3 separate regions of the Homo sapiens genome follow, and regions 2 and 3 are each linked to region 1. A link is an interaction called in ENCODE POLR2A ChIA-PET data of the cell type or tissue named here. Cell type or tissue: HepG2. All regions are shown on one strand.

What was found. ChIA-PET counts read pairs that join two places held together with the same protein. Peaks named below come from ENCODE experiments on the same cell type or tissue, not always from the same donor. Only the 100,000 strongest peaks of a DNase experiment are listed, where the experiment ranks them.
Region 2: POLR2A ChIA-PET joins it to region 1 with 5 read pairs; 4 of 35 experiments call an interaction of 5 or more read pairs at or near these places.
Region 3: POLR2A ChIA-PET joins it to region 1 with 6 read pairs; 3 of 35 experiments call an interaction of 5 or more read pairs at or near these places.

Annotation. Positions count from the first base shown.
Region 1 is chr6:25,905,854-25,913,853 of GRCh38, forward strand. SLC17A2 (solute carrier family 17 member 2) reads right to left here. Exons shown (of 12, transcript NM_001286123.3): 12 at 6,901-7,598. The coding sequence ends at 7,464. Among named protein-coding and RNA genes, the nearest start is that of SLC17A2, 21 kb to the right of the region's middle. In HepG2, no CTCF peak of the experiment used is centred here; DNase peaks (open chromatin) are centred at 1,738 and 4,638; H3K4me3 peaks cover 331 bases.
Region 2 is chr6:25,638,906-25,646,905 of GRCh38, forward strand. No RefSeq gene overlaps it. Among named protein-coding and RNA genes, the nearest start is that of SCGN, 9.3 kb to the right of the region's middle. In HepG2, no CTCF peak of the experiment used is centred here; DNase peaks (open chromatin) are centred at 1,636, 3,566 and 7,216; H3K4me3 peaks cover 380 bases.
Region 3 is chr6:25,967,991-25,975,990 of GRCh38, forward strand. TRIM38 (tripartite motif containing 38) reads left to right here. Exons shown (of 8, transcript NM_006355.5): 4 at 1,335-1,430; 5 at 3,879-4,109; 6 at 5,064-5,086; 7 at 5,183-5,295. Among named protein-coding and RNA genes, the nearest start is that of TRIM38, 9.2 kb to the left of the region's middle. RefSeq lists an enhancer at 3,029-4,228. In HepG2, no CTCF peak of the experiment used is centred here; a DNase peak (open chromatin) is centred at 3,391.

The DNA of each region.
Region 1 (8,000 bases):
TTTATTTGGTGGAACTATCTTTTCTCAATTATGTGTGATGTATTGTGGTCGTGAATCATGGTGTCCTGAACTCCCTTTGGAAGCTAAAACGGTCTGTTGAGGCTCTGCCTACCAGCTCTCTAGGGTTTGTTAAAGCAAAAGAGTGAGCACTTTACTTAAATTTCACCAATTATATTATCTTCTGAGACCTTAAATGTTGAGTAGAGGGAAAATACAAGTTCAAGCCTATTTATTTCAACAATGGAGCAAGTTGCTACAGCTAAGACCTTTTGAGGCTGCCTGTTTCTTCAGGTTTTCCTTTGATTCTCAGAGTAACCCCACCTCAATTTATTTGAATACATGTACTTATGGCTTAACCAACACACAGGTGGTTTCTTTAACTACAGTGCAAAAATCTTCACACATACAAACTTTTTAAAAAACAATTCTCAATATGAAAAAGAGAAATCAATATAATTGGCTACAAATTATTGGCATCTTTTCAGAGATTTTCTCAAGAAAGTAACTGAATTCCTAAAATTCTTATGACTTTGTTAAAGGACTCAAAATGAACATATATTCTGGCTGGGCAGGTGGCTCATGCTTGTAATCATAGCACTTTGGGAGGCCAAGGATTGTGGATCACTTGAGGTCAGGAGTTCGAGACCAGCCTGGCCAACATGGTGAAACCCCGTCTCTACCAGAAATACAAAAATTAGCCAGGCGTGGTAGTGGGTGCCTGTAATCCCAGCTACTTGGAAGGCTGAGGCAGGAGAATTGCTTGAACCCAGGAGGCAGAGGTTGCAGTGAGCCAAGATTGCGCCATTGCACTCCAGCACGGGCAACAGAGGGAGACTGCATCTCCAAAAAAAAAAAAAAACAAAAACCTCATATGTCCTACAAAGCAAGTGATAAAAATCAAAATATGACAATGGGCTGAGAGGAAAGGGAAACTAGTAGTATTAAAGAAAGTTTTTAATGAACAAATAATGTTAAGGCGGATTTTTTTGTTTGTTTATTTGTTTTTGGCCTTTTTTTTTTTTTTTTTTTTTTTTTTTTGAGACAGAGTCTCACTCTGTCGCCGAGGCTGGAGGGCAGTGGCACTGTGTTGGCTCACTGCAACCTCCGTCTCCTGGGTTCAAGCAATTCTCCTGTGCTAAGGCAAATTTTTAAGGATTATAAATAGTAAATATTAGAAGGGATACTGCTTAAAAATAAACAATTTGGATAGCTAAATGGTCTTCAGACTCTTTTGATTGTACAACATGTAAAAGAATTTTGAAAACTTTAGGCATTCCTTTGAATATTTTTAACTTGATTTCTAAAACTTTTCATCAAAAAATAAATTGTTTTGTAAATAAAAGAAAACATTAAACATGTTATAAGATGAAATAAGATGAAGAGTGACTATAATTAGAATAAGTATTTCATGACATAAGTTTATTTTAATAAAAGTTCTAACCACTTTATTGTATCATTCATATCAAGTTTTTTAAATATATATTGAAATTTGGTGCTCTGGGAAAATATGCCAGCTTCATTTGAAAGAATGAGTTCCTATCCTGTACTGCTTCAGTTATTCTGAATTCAGAACATTCCCACTCTGGCCAGTCCTCTCTTATAATAAAACATACAATACTGTGCATATTCTCAGTGATTAAAAAAAATACACACAGCAGATAAAAGAAGAGGGAGCAGGCAAACCAAGAGCCAAGGTGAATGTGTTAATCATTAGCAGGTTATCCCCAAACCAATATTTGGAAGTACTCCTTTGTTGACAACCAGAAAGTGTTTACACTTCAGGCATTGCACCTAAATAAAGTGTGGATGCCTTTCCTTTCTAAAGTGGAAGGAGGGATATTGTGGACATAGGCACATTCTGAGGCAATTTTAGGAAATAAGTTGAAATTGATGGAAATTGAGAAAGACTTTGGAAAGTGTTTGCCTGCCTCCACTACCAAAAAGTCCATGGAGAAAGCAAAGTAAAAGGTCCAAAAATGAAAGTCAGCAGAAACCAGAAAGATGGGCAACAAGGTTTTACCATACAGATAAATAGAAGAGAGATTCTTAGTAAAGAAAACAAATTGAGGACAATCACTAAATAAAACAAAATCGAAGGAAACTCTAAGACCACCAGCCAAAAAGCAAGAGAAAATGATTAACACCTTGGCACATCTTGGTGAAGGAATTCCAGGATAAAGAGAATCCTATAGCACCTAGCCTAAACATAGCTCTCCTACAAAAAGTAGCTGGCTAACTAGACTTCCTCATATTGGACATCAGAAGAGACTAGCAGGAAGTCAATACTGTTCTGAATAAGACAAATTGTGGAACAAAATTTCTGTTCCCAGCTAAGTTAATATTACAATGTTTTAAGGCTCCACAGTGATCATAAAGAGTACTATGAAATAAATTCTCAGCTACTGTGGGACTCAGAGGCTCATCCAAGTACTGCTCCAAAAAAATACTCCATTGAAATGTTTTGAGATGAAGAAGGATAAAGGATGGACATGAAAAAACAAAACAAAAAACACTTCATTGTCCAGGGGTATGCTAAGTGAGCAAGAAGTGTCCAGCACTCAAAATTAAGGAGGCACTCACTCTCATGTGCCAATTCTGTTCTTGCATGAGCCTAAGAAAGGATGCCTCCTTAAATATTGCTTCCTGGGCACCTCACTTGCCTCATCTTGGTTTCAGCCCTCAAATTATGTTCAAATAACAGTGAAAAGTATAATACCCAACAGAATGCAAATGCTATAATTCTTCTATGGAAACTACTCAATGCAAAATTAATACATTAACTGCAAAAGGTCAGAGCAAAACTTCCAGAGAACAGTAGTGAAACCAAGAGTGAGATGATAGGATGCCTCAGTGTGTCTGTTTTCTTATTATATATAAGGAGAGAGACATGGCTAGGCATGGTGTCTCATGTCTGTCATCCCAGCATTTTGTGAGACCAAGGCAGGAGGATCCCTTGAAGCCAGCAGTTTCAGACCAGCCTGAGCAACACAGCAAGATCCCTGTATCTACAAAAAAAAAAAAAAAAAAAAAAAGCTGAGAGTCAACAGCCACTTTTTTACTATATAGGTTATTAACTTGAGAAATAAAGCATTAAAAGAACAATGAATTTGGGAGCACAACACAGCAAAATGTAATCTGCCCACAAAATTGGACTTAGAGGAGCAATTTTCCTCTAAGCTTTAACCTGTTTCATAATTAAATGAAAAATAAATAAACTATCCAAAACAAAATTTATATGAAGTAAAGCAAAGGGAAATAGGACATAAGCTTGATAAAAGATAAAGCTAATCAAATATAAAATAAAAAGACAAGCAGGGCTGGGCGCAGTGGCTCATGCCTGTAATCCCAGCACTTTGGGAGGCCAAGGTGGGTAGATCATCTAAGGTCAGGAGTTTGAGACCAGCTTGGCCAACATAGCAAAACCCCATCTCTATTAAAAATACAGAAATTAGCCAGACATGGTGGTGCATGACTGTAATCCCAGCTACTCGGGAGTCTGAGGCAGGAGAATCACTTGAACCCGGGAGGCGGAGGTTGCAGTGAGCCGAGATCGCGCCACTGCACTCCAGCCTGGGTGACAGAGTGAGACTCCGTCTCAAAAATAAATAAGTAAATAAATAAAAGACAAGCTATTCTTAAAATTAGTAAATGACTAAGTAGTCTAATGAAGGAGAAAGAAAGCACACATGCAATTGGGTCAGAAGTACAAAGAAGCTAAAACCTCAGATATAGATAAAATGAATATATTATTAAAAAGATAGCCTGATAAAACAGTTGAATTTTTGCAAATATACTTTAAATAGTGTGTAAAATAGATGATCCTCCAAGATAACATAAATGGTCAAAATTGATCAAAGAAAAATATAAAACCCCTTAAAAGACCAGTAACTGAAGGAAATTGAGAAAGTTATCAAAGTCTCCTCAAAATGGCTTTCAGCCTGCATGATTTTTACAAACCAATGCTTTCAAGCTTTCAAATAACAACAGCAATTATAAAAATTCCATTCTAGTCAATCTTTTTCAGAGTAATGGGGAAAAAGGAAAGTTCTCCTTTCTTGTTTTTGAAATCAGCATAAGCTCCATATCCAGACACAAAAAAGATACACAAAACACATGTATGCATACAGAGCCAATCTCATATATCAGTACATCAGCCAAAGTCCTAAATAAACTATTAGTGAATCAAATTCTGTCGTACATCAAAAGAATATTCAAGGGAAAGCTCAACATTAAGAAATACATTAATATAATTCATAATATTTAACAGTCAAGGAGAAAAAGTAAGTCATCTCATCATTAGGTAGATGACAATAAACTATTTGAGAAAAGTGAATTAATTTTCATGACTATTGTTAGAAACAATCCTTTAGGGATGGGGAGGGGAGATGAATTAGAAATGTTTCCTATCAGTTCACAATTGCATCTATTCTGAAGCCATTAGGAATGTGAATGGTAACTCTTCCTCAAACCATCACATAAGGAAAGATACCCTGAAAGTCTGACACACCGAAGTCATCTGTCAGGAATCAATCAGAGAAGCTGCTGGGAAAACCTCAGAGAAGCTGCTGGGAAAACCTAGGCATTCTGAGTCATCATTGTTCTTATCACCCGTGGCAACTGATGCAATTGGAAGCAACTGATGCTTTCAGGGTCATGGTTTCTTCAAAGCCTGAGCTCATTAATTTTGCTGTTTGAGAACTTGCAGTTTGATCCAAAAGCTGACAGCATCGATTGACCCATTGCCTTCCTTCCTGCTCTGATACTGGAAGTTCCAACAAAAGAGGAGGAGGAACAGGACCAAGAAGAACATGAAAGCAGAGGACCAGGGGCCGGGCGCGGTGGCTCACACCTGTAATCCCAGCACTTTGGGAGGCTCAGGTGGGCGGATCACGAGGTCAGGAGATCGAGACCATCCTGGCTAACATGGTGAAACCCCGTCTCTACTAAAAAATACAAAAAATTAGCCGGGCATGGTGGCAGGTGCCTGTAGTCCCAGCTACTGGGGAGGCTGAGGCAGGAGAATGGCATGAACCCGGGAGGCAAAGCTTTCAGTGAGCTAAGATCGAGCCACTGCACTCCAGCCCGGGCGACAGAGTAAGACTCTGTCTAAAAAAAAAAAAAAAAAAAAAAAAAGCAAAGGACCGAAGGACCAAGACCCCTTCCCAACTGCTCCATTGGTCAAAACGAAGTCAGAGCAGAAGCTCTCAAAAGGATGATACTTTGAATTTGCTTTCTGTTTTATTTTCTACATTCATAAACGTGCACAAATCATAAATGTACAATATTCACAAAGTAAACACACATCCAAGTCAAGAAATAAAATATTTCTAGTACCCCAGGAGCACTTCTTAAGTACCATCCATCCAGCCACAACCCCCATCCCTGCACAAGGGAAATCGCTCACTGATTTTTAACAGGACAGATTGGTTGTAGCTGTTTTTAAAAAGTATTTTATAAACCTTTAAAAGAATGTGCGTTTTGTCTTCCTTTAATCAATATTGTGCTTATGAGACCCATTCATCTATTATATATTGGGGTCTGTTAATTCTCATTGCTATACAAATAGACCGTGGTTTATTTACTCATTCTTTTTTTAACAGACAACTTCCTGTTCAGGCTATTACAGATAGTGCTCCTATGAACATTGTTGTACATGTTTTATGGATGTATATGTGCATTTCTAAGTAAAATGTTTGAGTCACTGGAATTGTACATTTAGCTTTAGGAGATATTGCCGAGCAGCTTTCCAAAGTTCACATTCGTAACGTATGAAAGTTCCAGTTGCTCCACATGTCTGGCAACATTTTGTTTTCCATCTCCTTTCATTTTATCCATTAGTTAATTTTATAGTGGTATTTCATTGTAGTTTTGATTTTCATTTCTGTAATGACTAATGAAGTTGAACATCTTTTTATATGTTAAGGAGCCACTTACATTTTCTCTTTTATGAAGTCCCTGTTCAAGTCATTGGCCCATTTTTTAGTTGGGTTGTCTGTCCCCCACCCTTTTTTGTTTTTTTTTTCTCTTTTTTCTGTACATAATTTGACTACCTATTATACTATGTCTTTCTTTTTTCTTCTACTTCTTCTTTTAGTTTTCTGCAAACCCCCTTTCCTCTTTGTGTTGTCAATATCATGAAGGCAAAATCAATGTTCTCATCTTAGTACCACCCTCAGGGCCTGACACTCTGTTTTTCTGAAAAACTTGCTCAAAAATACCCATTGATTTGCATTAGGAGATTCTCTTCATCTGCTGAATTAACCCAAGGTTCTTGTCCAAGCAGTTTTTTAATAGGATTTAAAATATGGTGGGAACTTCTTCTCTAGACATGTTGTGGCAAAACCAGAATCAGTTCTGTGTGAGGAGACAAACTAAAGGATATGTCTTAAGTGTTAGGAGCCAAATTAATTCCTGTTAGAGTTGACGCTGCCTATCTGAGTATCTTGGGAAAGTAAGAAAAATATGAAGAAGGTTAAATTATCTTTTTCTACGCTCAAAAGGAACTTCTCTTGTATGTGATACACTTCTATGCCTTGTATGTGATACATTTCTATGCCTTTTCTCATCTTGTTATGTCTTCAATATTTTTCTCCCCCATATAAATTGTCATTTCACTTGAAAGTGTCTCTGTCATCTCTCTCCAATTTTCATTATATGGTCTAAACTATATTGCTATCCCTTCTGGAAGTGTCTACATTGCCTTCCTTCACATTCATTCTTCTCACAATACAAGCCTTCCAGTTCTATCTTCTCTGTCCTTGATTTCTAAGTTAACCTCATTTATTTAATCTTGTATTGGTCATTTTCTCATCATTAATCTCTTGCAATTGGGCTAGGATAAATAAATATCTGTTTAATCTGATGGAAATATCTGGATCTAAATAATTTGAAAATGGTCTATTTTATTTTAGCATGTAAATTTTAATAGAATTTAATCACATAAATAAACGTCTATGTTTTACAATGTATAAAAAATAATAAAAACTTTAATTCTGGGGATTATAGCTTTACAGTTCCGATCGGTGCTGAGATCTGTAACATATGGCTACAATTCCGAGCAGATCTTCTCTGCATCCAATAACCTGCCCCACCATGAAGATATTTATCAGTGATCATTTTCACATGAATTTTTATTTATTTAGTACTTTCCAATGAGGAAAATTCAAAGGCCACATGAATTGACTTTTCAAGTTTGTCCAGCTGTTGTCAACCCCGGGCGCATGCTAGAAACCTCTAAGGAGTATCTAAAAATTAGTAGTATCTGGGTTCCACCCCAGACCAATTCATTCAGAATCTCTGGAGTGGGTCCCAAGTATCAGTGTCTTATAAAGGCTCCCCAGGGAAGACTAACACACAGCCAGAGTTAAGAACTGCTGAGTCTATGGTCAGGAATATGGAGAGAAGTAAAAAATGTTTAAAAAGTTCATGCTCAGTACCACATTTAAGTTTGTAACTTTATGTCCTCAGAGGCGGGTAAGGGTCCTCTCTTTGGCCCAGTCTTGAAGTTCTGCTTGTCCAAACGTGAGGTAAAAGACCAGGCCAAACATGTTGACTGCAGCAGACAGGAAAAAGACATTCCTCCAACCAGACTCAAAATCCTAGATGTAAAAAACAGAGAAAATGATCAATCTCACAAGTTCCTTCTACACCAGTTCTAGTAGCCCTCCCAGTTGTGTATTGCAATGTTGATCACAAGGAATATAAGGAACAATGTGCAGTAGTTACTTAAGAAAGTTTATGAAACTATTGGAAACAAAATGGCCAAAATGCACATGGGGTTCTGAGTTGAGATGGTTATTTCTTTAAACAAAAATAAAATACACTAATGTTTTTCTGAAAATTTGGATTTCAACATATAATATTACTCATTTAAAATTATGCCTAAAATGGCATTGTGGCATTGTGTTTGTGTCTTCTCTGTTTTTTTTTGTTGTTGTTGTTGCTGTTTGTTTTGTTTTTTTTTGTTTCTGTATTGGCTGTTGACAACTATCACTACAACC
Region 2 (8,000 bases), 270 kb before region 1:
TTATGGACCAGCTAGAAATAAACTGGCCGTTTAAAATGGCTCTATAAACTGAGATCATTTGTGAGAAAGAGTTAACACCAACCCTGAAGTGCCTAACTTCTGTGCTTAGAGAACTGTGAAACAATATGTACTAATAGAATGGAGTAGAATTCATGTTGGCAAATGCTTTCTTTCTTCTTTAATTTTTAAAAGTTTGTTTATTTATTTATTTACTTATTTATTTATTTGACATGGAGTCTCGCTCTGTCGCCCAGGCTGGAGTGCAGTGGCACGATCTCGGCTCACTGCAACCTCTGCCTTCTGGGTTCAAGCAATTCTCCTGCCTCAGCCTCCCTAGTAGCTGGGATTACAGGCGCCCACCACCACGCCCAGCTAATTTTTGTATTTTGGTAGAGACAGGGTTTCACCACGTTGGCCAGGCTGGTCTTGAACTCCTGACCTTAAGCAATCCACCCGCCTCGGCTTCCCAAAGTGCTGGGATTATAGGTGTGAGCCACTGTGCCAGGCCTCCTTTTTAAAAAAATCCTTGTCAACAGCTTTACTGAGGTAGAGTTTATATAACATTACATTCACCCACTTTAAATATAGTTTGATGAATTTTAGTAAATTCATCTGATTGTGCAAGCACCACCATCCAGTTTTTTTTTAACACTTCCGTCACCCAAAAAGTTCCATCCTGCCTGTTTTTAGTCAAAAAAGTAGATATCCCCGACATCTTATGACCACAGATCTCCTTTCTGTCTGCAGGGTTTTGCCTTTTTTAGAAATTTCATATACATTGTAATCACATAGTAGGTGTCTTTGTGTCTGGCTTCTGGGAAAAATATTTTTGCTCATTTTCTGTTACTTCTCTTATACTTCATCTTGTCTGGTCATATTCACTGGCAAATCATGGGAACTTGACCACAGGCAGGAGCGTGAAAGCTGGAGATCAGAGTTAAGATTCTGAGTCCGCCACTCTCTGCCTGTCGACCATGAGCAAGTCACAGTTCTGAACTCCATTTCCCTGCCAGGAGCATTAGGGTCATCATGCTTCCTCAGTCTAGGAAGAACTCAGATTTAAAAGATCCATCAGCTGTTCCCACAACAGTTGATACAATACCGATGTAGTTCCTTACCAACTGGTAATAGCCACTGTCCAGAACACCTGCAGGCCGCCTCCCCTACCAGCTTAGCAAACTCAGCCTCTCCATTAGGACCCGTTAGATCTTTCTGTAATCTAGCCCCCACCCCCAACCCCCAAAAAGGAATACAACCTGATACAGCAGGGGGCCCAGGCCTCTCCCTTAGCCCCCTGCACTGTGGTTAGTGTCCTTTCTGATTGTTTAGTGCCCACATCATACCCAATGTGAAATATTAGGAATAGATCCTCTGTTGACAGGAGGCAGGAGGATGGAATAAGAAAGTGGAGGTGAGGGGATTTGGAGCTGGGGCTTTGAAAGAAAGGGCTATAATCAGACTGGAACCAAAACGCTAAAATGTATCCAGGATAAAACAAACAAACAAAGTCTTACATTTAGGTTTAAAAAAGAAGGGCACAATAATAGAGTAGGGTGACTTGGTGGTCAGAGACCTGGAGATTATGGCCAATGACAACTCTCTGTGAGCTTTCAATAGTATGTCAGAACATTCACTAAGAGGTGAATAACAGACCAAATATTTACTTACCTGAGACGCTTGTCCAGGGGCCTATGAGCCCTCAGCTGGGCACCAGTGCATACAGGGCTCTATGTTCAGAGCATGGAAGGAAGCTACTCAGCCTGTCCGGGGCTGCAAGTACACCTGAGTCTCGCCTCAGTGGTTGTGTAGTAACTAAGTAGCACAAAGAACTTGCTCCATCCCTGTCCAATCAGACTGAGCTAGAGTACTGAGTTAAGGTCCCCCGCAGAAGGACCCAATGGCTAGAGACCCACTAGAGTGTCCTGGGGACCACTCGGTGCTATTAAGAGACCCATGTGTGTTTAACTCAAGAAAGGGAAGAATAAGGAGGCAAGAGACAGGTATCCTTAAATGTCTGTAAATCTGTGAAATGAGAGAAGCTTCAGCCTAGATTTCTGTGGCTTACGTTGGAGCACTGCAGGGCGTAGATTTTGTTGAAGGCAATTTTCCCTGAGCTCTCCAAAGGTGGAGTGGGATGCCTAAGGAGGAGGAGACTTTGTTCCTTGGTATTTGGGTCAGAGGCTGGACACGCCACCTGTCAGAAATAATTAGAGGCAGCATTCCCATGGGGAGCATGTTAAGGAGGAATTCTTGTTCTCCTCTCCTCAAATTTCCACAAAAGGGAGGCTGTTTCCATTCCATACCCCAAAAGGGGAAATGTGAACTAAATAATTGCCATTTTTCTTCAGATGCACGTGTATATCCTCTCTCCTTCCCACTGGTGAACTTAGTGATTTTATAAATTGGTGAATTTAGAAAAAGGAGCTATATTAGTCTGCTTGGGCTGCCACAGCAAAATACCACAGACTGGGTGGCTTAGTCAACAGAAATTGATTTTCTCACATTTCTGGGGGCTAAAATGATCAAGGTGCCATCACGGTTGGTTTCTGGTGAGACCTCGCTTCCTGACTTGAAGACAGTCACATTCCCACTGTGAACTTACATAAACTTTCATCTATGCACACAGGGAGAGAATCTATCTCTGTTCTTGTTTCCTCTTCTTATAAGGACACCAATTCCATCAGATTAGGGCCCCATCCTTATGACACTACTTAATCTTAATTACCTTCCTCAAGGCCCTATCTCCAACTACAGCCATATTGGGGGTTAGAACTTCAATATATGAATCGCGGGGGGGGGCACAATTCAGTCCATAACAGGGGCTGAGTATGCTGACTCTATAGCTCTGTCTACCCCGAGGTGCACTCTGGCCTCTTCTGTACCACATGATAAGCTTAGCCTCTTCCTATGATGGAGATGTCTGTGGCTGCTCAGCTCTTCCTGAGGCTTGTGGGTACATTTCTTTCAGAAATCAGAAAATATTAGGAAGCCTATGATGCTCACATATTAGCCATATCCTCCTTTCTAGATTTTACTAGCGATAAAGCTAGTATTTTGATTTTTCACCTAGCTCTGTGTTGTATTTCTCAATTGGGGAAAAGGGGGTGTTATTTAATGGATTCCCTAAAACAAACAAGGGAAGAAGCTGGAAACATGAGCTCCTTCTAAGATTGCACCCTCTTTCAGTCCTGTGCTGTATTTCCTTCTGTCTGTGTCTGAATAGAAGCCCCAAAGAGCTTGGGTTTTAGATACAAGATAAGTTCATGTTTGGAATCAAACTGTTACCCATGGGTAACTCTGCCATTCCTTTTAAATTTAGCATAGAGGTATTCGGCAACCGGATTTGCCAAATTTCTATCAAGGAAATATTAATCCACATAATGTCAGCAAAACAACTTGAAATCTCTCCAGGTAAATATTGATGAATCTCTGAGCTTTCTGAAGATGCAAACATCTCAGCAGTTGCTTATAGCCTCATGAAATGCATTCTGTTCAACACAGAGGCAGCTCTCCCCAGGAAACAAGTGAACCTTTGTTTGTTCTGTTTATTTGAGGAATTTATTAAGTTGGACTCTCCCATGAAAGTTTGGGTAGGCACCTAGAAAAATATTAACCTTTCTCTGAAAAGAGGCTCAACTCTTGGAATGCTTCACACAAATGCATTCATTCTTGGGAAAATACCAGTTTAAATCAGGCACAAAAGGTCAGAATGCTAGAACCCTCCTGTGCATGCCCCAACTTTTTTCTTTCCTTGGAAGTGTCCCCTTCAGTTCCAAGCAGAAAACTTGAACCCCTCCTGTGCACTTACTCCTGGCTCTAGACATTAATAGGCATACATACAATACCATGCCCTAAAGCCACTCACCTTTCTCTACGTAGAAAACTCCAGTTACCAAGCATAAGCCTTGGCTGGTGTTTAAATGTGCACCAGGAGATATCACACTAGGCAAGGCTTTGTGTGAAAAGGACTTCCAGTTTGAATGAGGTAGAAACTGGAAGAAAACAAGCAACGCAGTGAAATCCTGTTGACCTTCACTGTAACCACTAGGATTTGAAGAATGAAGTAGTTTGTTCTGTTTAATCCTTAAAAAGATCCTTCATAGGATTGTTCATAAGGATCCTTAAAATATCCTTCATGATTAGGGAAAGTACAATCCCTAACTCATATGTCTTTGGTGCTCTCTTAACTTGTCCAAGTGCTCACATGTGCCCACTGCCATGACTGGGCAGTTGGAGGCAGATGATACAGGTCAGTTTTATCCTTCCCCACAACCTTCCATAGAGGTAAAGAAAAGGATACAAGACAGCTAGTCAGGAAACCTGGGTGACCTTAGGCATCCCATCTCTCTGGGTCTTGTTTTTCTCAACAATGCTAGATCAGTGTTTCCCAAATTTTATCGATGATTAAAATCTCCTAGATGGCTTTTTAAAATACAGATTCCAGGCCCTTGCTCTAGGAATATTAATCCATCAGATCTTGGCTAGCAACCAGGAATCTTTATACTGTATGAGCACTCCTAACCCAAATTAGACTATGAGCAGGGAAGGTTTGGAAAACACTGAATTAGATGCTGTAAAAACTCCTTTCCAGATCTAGTGATGGAAGTTTTAGGTGGATCATCTGAATTTAGCATGGCAGTTGCTATCAGTCCAACTTTCTCCATCTTTACCCATTCAGAGGACTTAACTGTGTGGAGCACATTGAGAGCAGCTCTTTCCAAGGGGATTGCGGGGGAGGTTTGTAATCAGCAGCAGTCAAGCAGCTAATTAAATATCCAGATTATCTGGTAAATTTGTGCTTATTCCGTCCTGCATTGTAATTCACCAGCTGGCTTTATTCAAGTCTTCAAAGGTTTGCAGAAAATGTTTCAGCCTATAATAATAATATCTCTGAAATTCCAAGACTGACAAAGATAAGACATTATAATTATGCACACACGATTATACATACTTTAATAAGCATGTGTGATAAGCAAATTTTATAAATCACTTTCTTCTCCTTTGTTGTGTCTTTAGCCTCAGGCTTCTACTTTATTCTCAAAAAGAATACCATGGGTAGAAGAACTTTACGGTGTTGAAAAAAGAAACGAAAGAAGGACAGAAAGACAAAAAAAAGACAGAAGGATGAAAGAAAGACAGAAAGACGAAAGAAAAGGAAAGAAAAAGAAAGAAGGAAAGAAAGGACAAAGAAAGAAAGAAAGAGAGAAGGAAAGAAACCACACCAAACCTGTTCATCACTGTAATGATTGAGATTTACAAAAAATAAAGTTTCACACTTTTTAATTTAGCATCTACACAGAAAAATTGAAATTTTTAAAAGGAGTCTTGACATTAAGAACTCAATGATCTCTAACGATGTGGTGGATGAAGTATGCTGCTCACCCACTGTATTAGTCTAGGTTCTCTAAAGGGACAGAACCAATAAGATACACACACACACACACACACACACACACACACACACACACATATATATATAAAGGGGAGTTTATTAAGTAGTATTAACTCACGAGATCATGATGTCCCACAATAGGCTGTCTGCAAGCTGAGGAGCAATGAAGCCAGTCTGAGTCCCAAAGCTGAAGAACTTGGAGTCCAGTGTTCGAGGGCAGTAACCATCCAGCACAGGAGAAAGATGTAAACTGGGAGGCTAAGCCAATCTAGCCTTTTCACATTTTTCTACCTGTTTTTATATTCTGGCCACACTGGCAGCTGATTAGACGGTGCTCACCCAGATTAATGGTGGGTCTGCCTTTCCCAGCCCACTGACTCAAATGTTAATCTCCTTTGGCAACACCCTCAGAGACACATCCAGGATCAATACTTTGCATCCTTCGATCCAATCAAGTTGACACTCCGTATTAACCATCGCACCCAGCCACTGAAGAAAAACTGAAAATGTTGGATAGACTATTTTCAAACTCTTAAAAGTGCTCTGATGCATGGACCATTTAGTAAAAGATACTAAGGGTCTCAGCTAAGTGAAAACAGAAATGCAGAGAGGTAAGTGTAGGCTGGATCTAGTTTCTGCTTTGAAAATATTTAGCAAATAAGGTGAATTTTCCTTCAAATTTCACAGCATTAAGAGAGAAAGCCTAAGGAGGAGTCCCGTCAATGTTAGTGGAATCTAGAAATAATAAAGCCCAAGTGACTTCATTAAAAAGTATCTATTTCAAACTGAGGTGCAGATGGAAGAGAAAAATCATCTAACTTAAGAATTCCTAACCACAAATTGGCCCTCATACATGTTTGCTGTCTGAATTCATTCTAACTGGCTGTTAAACAAAGCAAAACAAAAAAACCTCAGTCTATGAATTTAGTTTAAAGTTACCTTGGGCAGATAATGCCATAGACATCTGGTATAAGCAAATGCAAATCCTCTCTGGAGAAATTCACCTTCAGCCTAGGCTTTAAAGTATTTCCATAGAAAAAGTTCCAAGACTTATGAATGTATACAGTCAAAATTATAAAAATAACATAAGAAAATAAGTCACTATTAGTGAGATCTAGCAGGAATAACACACAGTAGAATCAGACTTCAGAGATGGGAAAAATAAAAAATAGAATGTTCAATAGTTATTTTTAATCAGTTTAAATCAATAAAAGATGGAAAATAGGAGAGAACAAGAAACTACGAGACGTAATCAAACATATTTTAAAAAGAACAAAATATATAATGTTAAAAACTTAAATGATGACTTTAACAATTGATTAAATATAGCTGCACTGAGCATCAGTGAATTAAAAGATGGATCTGAAAAAATTATGCAATATGCAGCACAAAGAAACAAAGTGGCAGAAAATATGAATAGTAATGATGAGGAGGAGACTTAGAGTGAGAAGGATTAATATATTTCTAATTAGAATCACAGGAGAAAAGCGGAGAGAGATGGTTAGGGGGAGGGAAGGAGTGGAGAGAGAGAGAAATTAAAGAATAAATGGCTGAGACTTTTCTAGAGCTAATGAGAGATATCAAATCACAGATTCAAGTAGCCCCATGAATTTTAAGCAGGATAAAAAAAATCTCTAGACATATTGTACTAAAACCACAGAACTCCAAAGACAGAGAAAAATCCTTAAAGCAGCCAGAGCAAAACAACGGAGACCTGCAAGGGAATTACATACAGACAAACAGCTGACTTCTCAACAGCAGCGAAGGCATTCAGAAGGTCCTGAGGGAAAGATAATCTCAGCATTCTAAGAGAAAGTAGCTGTCAACACAAAAATCAATATCTGGCAACGTTTTTTGTCAAGAGCAAAGGTGAAATAAAGACATTTTCAGACAGATGATGACTTTTCCTCCAACAGGCCTCGAATAAAGAGGATTTTAAAGGATGCACTTTCAGAAGAATAAGAGTAATCCCAGATGGAATTTCTGAAATGCAAGAAGAATTAGATGAGCAAAAACAATGACAAATATATGGGAAAATCTAAACAAATATTACTAGATGAAAAAATAATGGCAATATTTTGTGGATTTAAAATACACTTAAAATACATAATAACAATAGTATGTAAGATGGGATGGGGTGGACAGTTCTAAAATATCCTAAGGTTTTAACGTTATGTGCAAGGGCTGTAAATGTATTAATTTTTACTTTAAAAGTCATGTATGCATGTTGATATCTCTAGGATTAAAAAAACTGAAACAGAAGATGAATACATAATTTCCAAGTTAATAAATAGGAAAAATGAGAATGAAAAATCTTTATCAAGCAAAAAGCAGAGAGGACAGAAGGGAAAAATAAGCATACAGAAGGCAGGAAAAATAACATGAAATAAATCCAAATATATCAGTAATTATGATAAGTAAAAATAGCTAAATATTCTATGGATACCATCTAAAACATGCAAGATGATGAATGTAAATGGATAAAAATAGCTAGATGAAGCAAATACTACAAAAGAAAGTGGATGCACCTATAATAATATTAGGTAAAATAAACTTTAATAGAGCAAAAAAATGTACAAGAGATAAAAGGTCACTAAACAATAATAAA
Region 3 (8,000 bases), 62 kb after region 1:
GTACCATCCAGATTTCTTGCCAGAAAGCATATTAAGGAAGGTGGGACTTTGCTGTTGGCAGCATGGAGGAATGGGCATAGTCCTGATGTCCTTTTTCCTTCTCTGTCCTGCCTAAATTTGAGGAAAATGTTGTCTCCAGTGTCAGGCTCCTTATTCTGTCCTCCATGAGGCAGAGGTGGTCTTGTATGAAGGCTCTAAGTCCTTCTAAGGACATGTCAATCATGACCACCACTCAGCTCATGGCAGCTCTTCCTTAAACTCCATGGAGCAGCTAATAACTGCGATGATCATATTCCCATTTGAATTACTTTTCCACCAAGTAGTAAGAAAAGGAACCAGCTTATGTTGAAATTGAGTTTTGTCACTTACTAGATGGGCAATTTTGGGCACGTTACTTAATGTCTTCACACCTTGGTTTCTCCATCTGTAAATGGGGATAATAGCAGTGTCCTCCCTCCCTAAAACACATACACAGGAGGTGGTTATAAGCTTTGAGGACATTAAAATATAGAATGCATAGAATAGCACTTGGCATATAGTAAGGACAATGTCATCTTTTGCTAAAACAGTTACATAGAACCTTTTCCTGAGAACACTCGAGAATGAATGAGTATACTTGTTGGGTTTACAGAGGACAGGAGACAATTCTTTCAGCATTGACTACAATTAGCAATTTGGGTCAGCTTCAAATCACTTTCAATAGAAATATGAGAAACTGTTTTGAAGAATAAGCTAAAAGCTTGACATGAATACTAAATCATTTTAAATTGGATTCATGATACCATTGTTCAAAAGATACCAGAATTCCCCTCTTCCATGAACTGTTTCTAATAACCAGCTGGCATCCTGATTTTTCCTGACTCATAAGACACAAAATTTCATGTGTGCCAAACACTGGTATTGGTTTTGCTTGGTTCAGCATGTTGTTTTACAAAATCTTTTAGATGATGATTACCTTGTTCTATATCCAACTTTTTCCTGGCAGGACTCTAGTGGTGGACATAGCTCAGGCTCTGGGTCAGCAGATGAGATTGCAATTGTTGCTCCACCACCTGGCAGTCATAGCCCTTTGGGCAAGTTATTTTACCCCTTTCTTAGTCTCATTTTCTACAGCACAGAAATGAAGTTTAAAATCCTACCAACTATTCAGGGTTGCCAAGGGGATCAGTATGTTCCTGCACATATAGCCTTTAGCATGCTCTCTAGCAAAAAACAATGAGGACTCTATAAATATTCACTATTATTCAAATATATCTTAGAAGATTGGGATTCCCCCTAGGTCCCTAATGAAGAGTCAAATTGAATAGGCTTCACTTATCAAATTTTTCCTTCAGGAAAAGCTCCAGAAAGCTGTGACAAAACTGAAGCAACTTGAAGACAGATGTACGGAGCAGAAGCTGTCCACAGCAATGCGAATAACTAAATGGAAAGTAAGAATCTGACTTCATTGATCTCAAGCTATTTTCCATTCTAGAGCTTAGGCATAGGGGATGATTGAGGAAAAGCACAATGAGGATTTATTCTCACTAAACCAGATTGAAAAAATGAAACCCAAGGAAGAAACCATTATTTGTACTTATGCCCCTGGTTCCAGGTTTACATCCATGAGTATTTAGCACCAATCTTTCCATCTTTAAACTGTAGTTGGCTGGGATTCCTGATACTTCAGTCAGAAGAAGCAGAATTAGTATGACTATTTACCTAGAAAAAGCATCGAGTGGGTCTCAAACTTTAAATACGTCAAAATAAACCTGGTTTGCAGGCCTCAACTCATTACCCTGGCACTTTTACCACAGTGGAGCATCTGGCTCTCAACTTTACAGGTACAGAAACCAAGCTTTGTGAACACTTAGAAAACAGGATCACTCCAGATTGAAATTCATACTACTCTAGCTCATGAAGCTGATGAAAGAAATATACTTTATTTATTTATTTATTTTTAAATTATTACTATTTTTTGAGATGGAGTCTTGCTGGAGTGTAGTGGTGCGATCTCAGCTCACTGCAATGTCCACCTCCCGGGTTCAAGCAATTCCCCTGCCTCAGCCTCTTGAGTAGCTGGGATTACAGGCATGTGCTACCATGCCTGGCTAATTTTTTGTATTTTAGTAGAGACGGGGTTTCACCATGTTGGCCAGGATGGTCTTGATCTCCTGACCTCGTGATTCACCCACCTCAGCCTCCCAAAGTGCTGGGATTACAGGCGTGAGCCACTGCACCCGGCCTATACTTGATTTATAAGTACATCACAAGTAATGCAACAACCTACACACTTGCAACTACAAACTTTCAGATTATTTCCGTGGCTGACTAACCTCCACATTATCAGAGCCACATTCTTTTATGGAAATATTTAGGTTTGTGCAAAAGTAATTGCGGTCTTTGCCATTAAAGTAAAGGCAAAAACCACAATTACTTTTGCACCAATCTTTATATTTATATAATTCACTAGCTTGCAGTAAAATCCCACAAGCTGATTACCAATTTTCTCTCTTTCAGGAGTCCTCTCTAACCTCTACCCTGATCTTTGTTTGTGGATGTTGCTCTTGAGCTCCTGAGTACACTCTTACTTCCCCCATTTCTAGGATCTTGGGCAATGGGGAAGACCTTGATTGTAACTAACATATATGAAAACCCGTCTATACAAGAGTTAAAGCTGCACCTGTCTCCTACACAAAAATTCCACCTCATCCTAAGTCAAAGACCCTTCTTCTATATCATAGTCATCAAAACACTGTATGAATTTATTTTTATTTTTTAATTTTTATTTTTTTAAGATAAGTAGAGAGTTTATTTGGGCCAAGTTTGAAGACTGCAATCCAAGAACATAGATTCAAATTGCCCTGAATACACACTCCCACTGCATTAATTTAGACAGCACTAATGGAAATTGCAACTTTACATCTCCTCAGATGAGAGTTTCACTTGATTTCTGTCAGTCTTACACATAGGAATGCTTAAGATGACCCTAGGGTAGTAGAACAGTATTTCTCAGTTAACCATAATAAATGCCTGTCACACTCAAAGCTCCCCCTGCCAAGAATTATGGACCCTCTTACCAGCCTGGTTGTCTTAAAATCCAGTCTGGGTGATGTTCATTATAAGCTTTTACTTCAAGAAAATCGCTCCAACTCAGAAATCTAACTTCTTAAATCATAAGTAAAAACCTCTTTTTATCCTTGTAACTGATAAAGTGTTTGAACTTGGCCCTAGTTTCACAATTAAATTATCTAGCACTCCTAACCCAGCTTTCTCCTGTGTCTTGGCTGAAGAACAAGAAAATTAATTGGGTGACTATAAGGAATCTGAGGCAACCTCTTCCACATCTGAGTGCCTGCCTCCCACACATGACTCTGCAGCAGGAAACTGGGGACATTCTTCCAGCTTCAGTGACTCATGAGAAAATAATGTCCCAGTGGCTGATTGTGTGTGTGTGTGTGTTTGTGTGAAAATATATATAACACTTAAGCATTTAACCACTTTTAAGTATATAGTTCAGTAGAATTAAGTGCTTTTACATTGTTACATTGTTGTGCAACCATCACCATTCCCATCTCCAAACTGCAACTCAGTTTCATCTTTCATCTTCTAAACTGAAACTCACTACCCATTAAACAATAACTGTCCATTTTCTGGTCTTGCCAACACCTTGTAACCACTATTTTACTTTCTGTCTCTATGAACTTAACTACTCCAGATGCCTTGTATAAGCAAAGTCTTACAATATTTGCCCTTTTGTTTCTGGCTTATTTTGCTTGAATGTCTTCAAGGCTTGTCATGTAGTAGCGTGTGTCAGACTTTCATTCTTGTTTATCCATTCATCCATAGATGGACATTTGGTTTACTTCCACCTTTTGACCATACTTTCTTGACTCCAGGAGAAGGTACAGATTCAGAGACAAAAAATCCGGTCTGACTTTAAGAATCTCCAGTGTTTCCTACATGAGGAAGAGAAGTCTTATCTCTGGAGGCTGGAGAAAGAAGAACAACAGACTCTGAGTAGACTGAGGGACTATGAGGCTGGTCTGGGGCTGAAGAGCAATGAACTCAAGAGCCACATCCTGGAACTGGAGGAAAAATGTCAGGGCTCAGCCCAGAAATTGCTGCAGGTGAGGCTGTGTACTTGGAGTAGGGAAAAAAGGTATGTTATAGTGCTATTAAAGGAGAATGGTAAGGAAGCATGGGAAGATAAAGTAATGTTTCTTTTAGATGTACATCAGTGCCATCAGGCTGGCCTTCACTAATTTATAGGGTACCTTTATGTCAATTAGAAAAATAAACTTCTGAGGGAACACAGCTTGGCCAAATGAAACCACGGGATAACATTTACCACTGTTTGCCTCCTTGGCCCATGTGCAGAGAACCCTGGTTGTTGACTCTCTCCTGAAATACTCCACTAGGTGACTGATGGGTGATGAAGTGGGGCAGCCAAAATGAGTGATAACCTTTTCCCTGATTTGCTTGTAGAACCCTTGCTCCAGAGCTGTTATGGTACAATCTACAGCTTTATCTGTAGGAAGATAAACATCTGGAGCCATTAATTCTGGTTCTAACTAACAGGATTGGTGACTATACTGTAAGGCTGAGTGTATAGCATGATTGCTTTACCACTGTGTGATACCTGCTACCACCATCTTAGTGGCAGTGGCCCAGTCTCAGGGCTGTGCACAGATTCACCACTAAGGACCTTTATGATAAGTGTTCTCTAATCTGGGCTCACTGTGAAGGAAATCCGATCACCAAAAGCTAGTCCTTACAGAGGGAGCATGGACAAAGCTCCTGGCCCTCAGACTTCAGCAAGGATGAGAATAGATGCAAATGTTGATAAACATCCTGCCATGCTGAATCTCCCAGAAGCTGGTAGGAATTATTCCATCTGGGTATCCATCAATACCTAAGACTGGTGGGAATTACTTTGTTTGAGTATCCATCAATATCTAAGACTAAGACTAGGGTAACTCTCTTTACTTCTTCGGGTAAAGCAAAGAAGAATAGCCCTGCATGACAAGCCCCATGAAATACCGATGTTCCCATGCTCACCTTTTCTTTTTGTTTCTTTATAGAATGTGAATGACACTTTGAGCAGGTAAGTCCTGTTTGAATGCAGGAGGGGAGGGGTGTGCGTATATAGAAATGAATGGAATGCACCTCTGAAGAAATCTCTCGCCTCTGCTTATTCTAGGAGTTGGGCTGTGAAGCTGGAAACATCAGAGGCTGTCTCCTTGGAACTTCATACTATGTGCAATGTTTCCAAGCTTTACTTCGATGTGAAGAAAATGTTAAGGAGTCATCAAGGTATGTTCACTAAAGAATTCCTGAATACTGTGGATAGAAGGGGCCTTATGCAGTAACCAAGTTTACCACCTGTCCCTTGGCAGGCTCACAGCCAGAGAGGTTGTTTAGTTAATTTCAGTAGAGCTTTCATACTTTCTCTAGTTAGTATGATTCACTGCTCAGTGAATGTGATGAGCATTGCATTCTGGTTATCTGTGCAAACCTTTCAAATTCTTATTCTTTCACTTATTAGCCATGTTACTCCAAGTGACTTGGTTTCCCCCTCTGAAAAATGAAAATATTAACAGCTCCTACTTCATTGAGTTATCATCAAAATTAAATGCATCAACATGTACAAAGTGCTTAGCCCTGTGACTGACACATGATCATAATAGCACATCATGGTATTAGATCTGATCATAGTGTTTATTATCAATAGCTCAGCCAACTCTTAGAGCAATGCAAGAAAAGTAGGTGAGTATGATAACCTATCATTCACATATTTTAGGAACTTGACTTAGATAACACAGATGACAAATGTTACAACCAATTTACAGATTCCAAAATGTTAGAACCATTTACTGAGTTTCCTGCTCCCTTGATTTTTTAAATCAGTGCTGACTATACTTTCACAAATTTGTATCCGTAAGTACAAAATCAAAAAAACCCCTGAAAATGGAAAGTTTTATCATGATTCATTTGGCTACAAAAATCTGGCCTAACCTGAAATGATTTGGTGGTTATATTAGTTATCTATTAGTACAAACAAATTACCATAATTTAGAACCTTAATACAACACTGATATGTTATCTCAATTTTTGTGGTTCAGGAATCTGGGCACAGCTTAGTTGGGCCTGCTGCTTAGGGTCTGATAAGGCTGCAGTTAAGGTGTTGGTCAGGCTGTGTTCTTATCTGGAGGCTAGGCTAAGGAAGAATCCACTTCCAAGCTCACTGAGGTAGCAGGCAGAATTTCTTTCCTGATGGTTGCAGGACTTTGGCCCTGGTTATTTCTGGCTGTTGGCTGGAGGTTGCCCACAGCTTCTACAGGCCACCCCTCAGCTCTTTGCACATGGGCTTCTAACATGGCCAGTTATTTCTTCAGAGAGAGCTCAGGAGACAGACTCTTTAGAGAAAATCTGCCAGCAAGATGGAGTCTTACATAATGAAACGTAATCATAGAAATTATATCCCATCATCTTTGCCATATCCTATTGGTCAGAAGCAATTCATAAGCCCTGCTCACACTCAAAGACAAGGAATTTTACGAGGGTGTGAACACCAAGAGGCAGGAATCATAGAAGGCCACCCTTGAGTCTGTCTTCCACAGTGGCCAACCCTGAACGGCACTGAGATGAGACTATTTAAAAGTCTTTATTTATCCCACTTAATTTGAATAAATGTTTTGCTGCAGATATATTGATGAATTTGATTACAGGGCTCTGCCTTAGGCCATGATGGGGTTGAACTTTAGAGTATATGCATTTTTTTGCCTTTATAACTTCTAAACTAATTTGAATGGCAAAGCCCATTTTGTTCCAGGGATTTCAGAAAAGGAATTATAGACCTGTGTTCCCCTCAAATACACAACAACAAACAACAACAAAACCCAAAAGCACTCTGTATTTCATCCTATACAGATGACAGGAAGGAAGAACAAGACTTTGTGTAAGTTTTGCTGGGATTTCACTGAGTCAATTTGCCTACTCTCATCTTTTACAGAAGGAATCATAATATGGTTCAAGTGAAACTATTTCTTTCTTTCTTTCTTTCTTTTTTTTTTTTTTTGAGACAGAGTCTCGCTCTGTCGCCCAGGCTGGAGTGCAGTGGTGCGATCTCGGCTCACTGCAAGCTCCGCCTTCCGGGTCAAGTGAAACTATTTCTTAAATGGGCTTATCTTTTAACTAAATATTTCTCCCCTCTTAAACACTGTTTATTAAAATTTTTCTTTTTTCAAATTTTTTTTTGAGATGGAGTCTCGCTGTTACCCAGGCTGGCTTGCAGTGCCGCAATCTCAGCTCACTGCAGCCTCTGCCTCCTGGGTTCCAGCGCCTCAGCCTCCCGGGTAGCGTGGGATTACAGGTACGCACCACTATGCCTGGCTGATTTTTGTATTTTTAGTAGAGATGGGGTTTCACAATGTTGGCCAGGCTGGTCTCAAACCCCTGACCTCAGGTGATCTGCCTGTCTCTGCCTCCCAAAGTGCTAGGATTACAAGTGTTAGTCACTGTGCCCAGCTTTATTACAAAAGTGATAGGAATAAATTTTATTTTTATTTTTAAATGTATGTTTATTTTATTTTACATTGCCTTCAAGCAGATGCAACAAATACATTTTAATCAGTCAAACAATATAAAGGATATAAGGAGAAAGTTCAAGGTTTTTCCCACCCGTCTCCAATCTGACTTCTCTAGGTAGGGTGATCTATATCTTTCCCTAAGTTTGTACAAACGTAACATATATACACTGTCTCTTCTATGTTACTCGTTACTTTTTATGTCTAATATTCCATAAGAATATAATAAATATATGTAACCATATCCCTACTGATGGAGCTTCAGGCTGTTTTTAGAACTTAGTTATTACAATGTTGCTACAATAACTTTCTAGTCCATGCATCCTTATATCCTGGTGCTTTCATTTCTTTTGGGAACATACCCCAAACTGGGATTGCCGAGGTTGTTGTTAATCTTAATATATGGTACCATATTACTTGACTCAAAGTTGT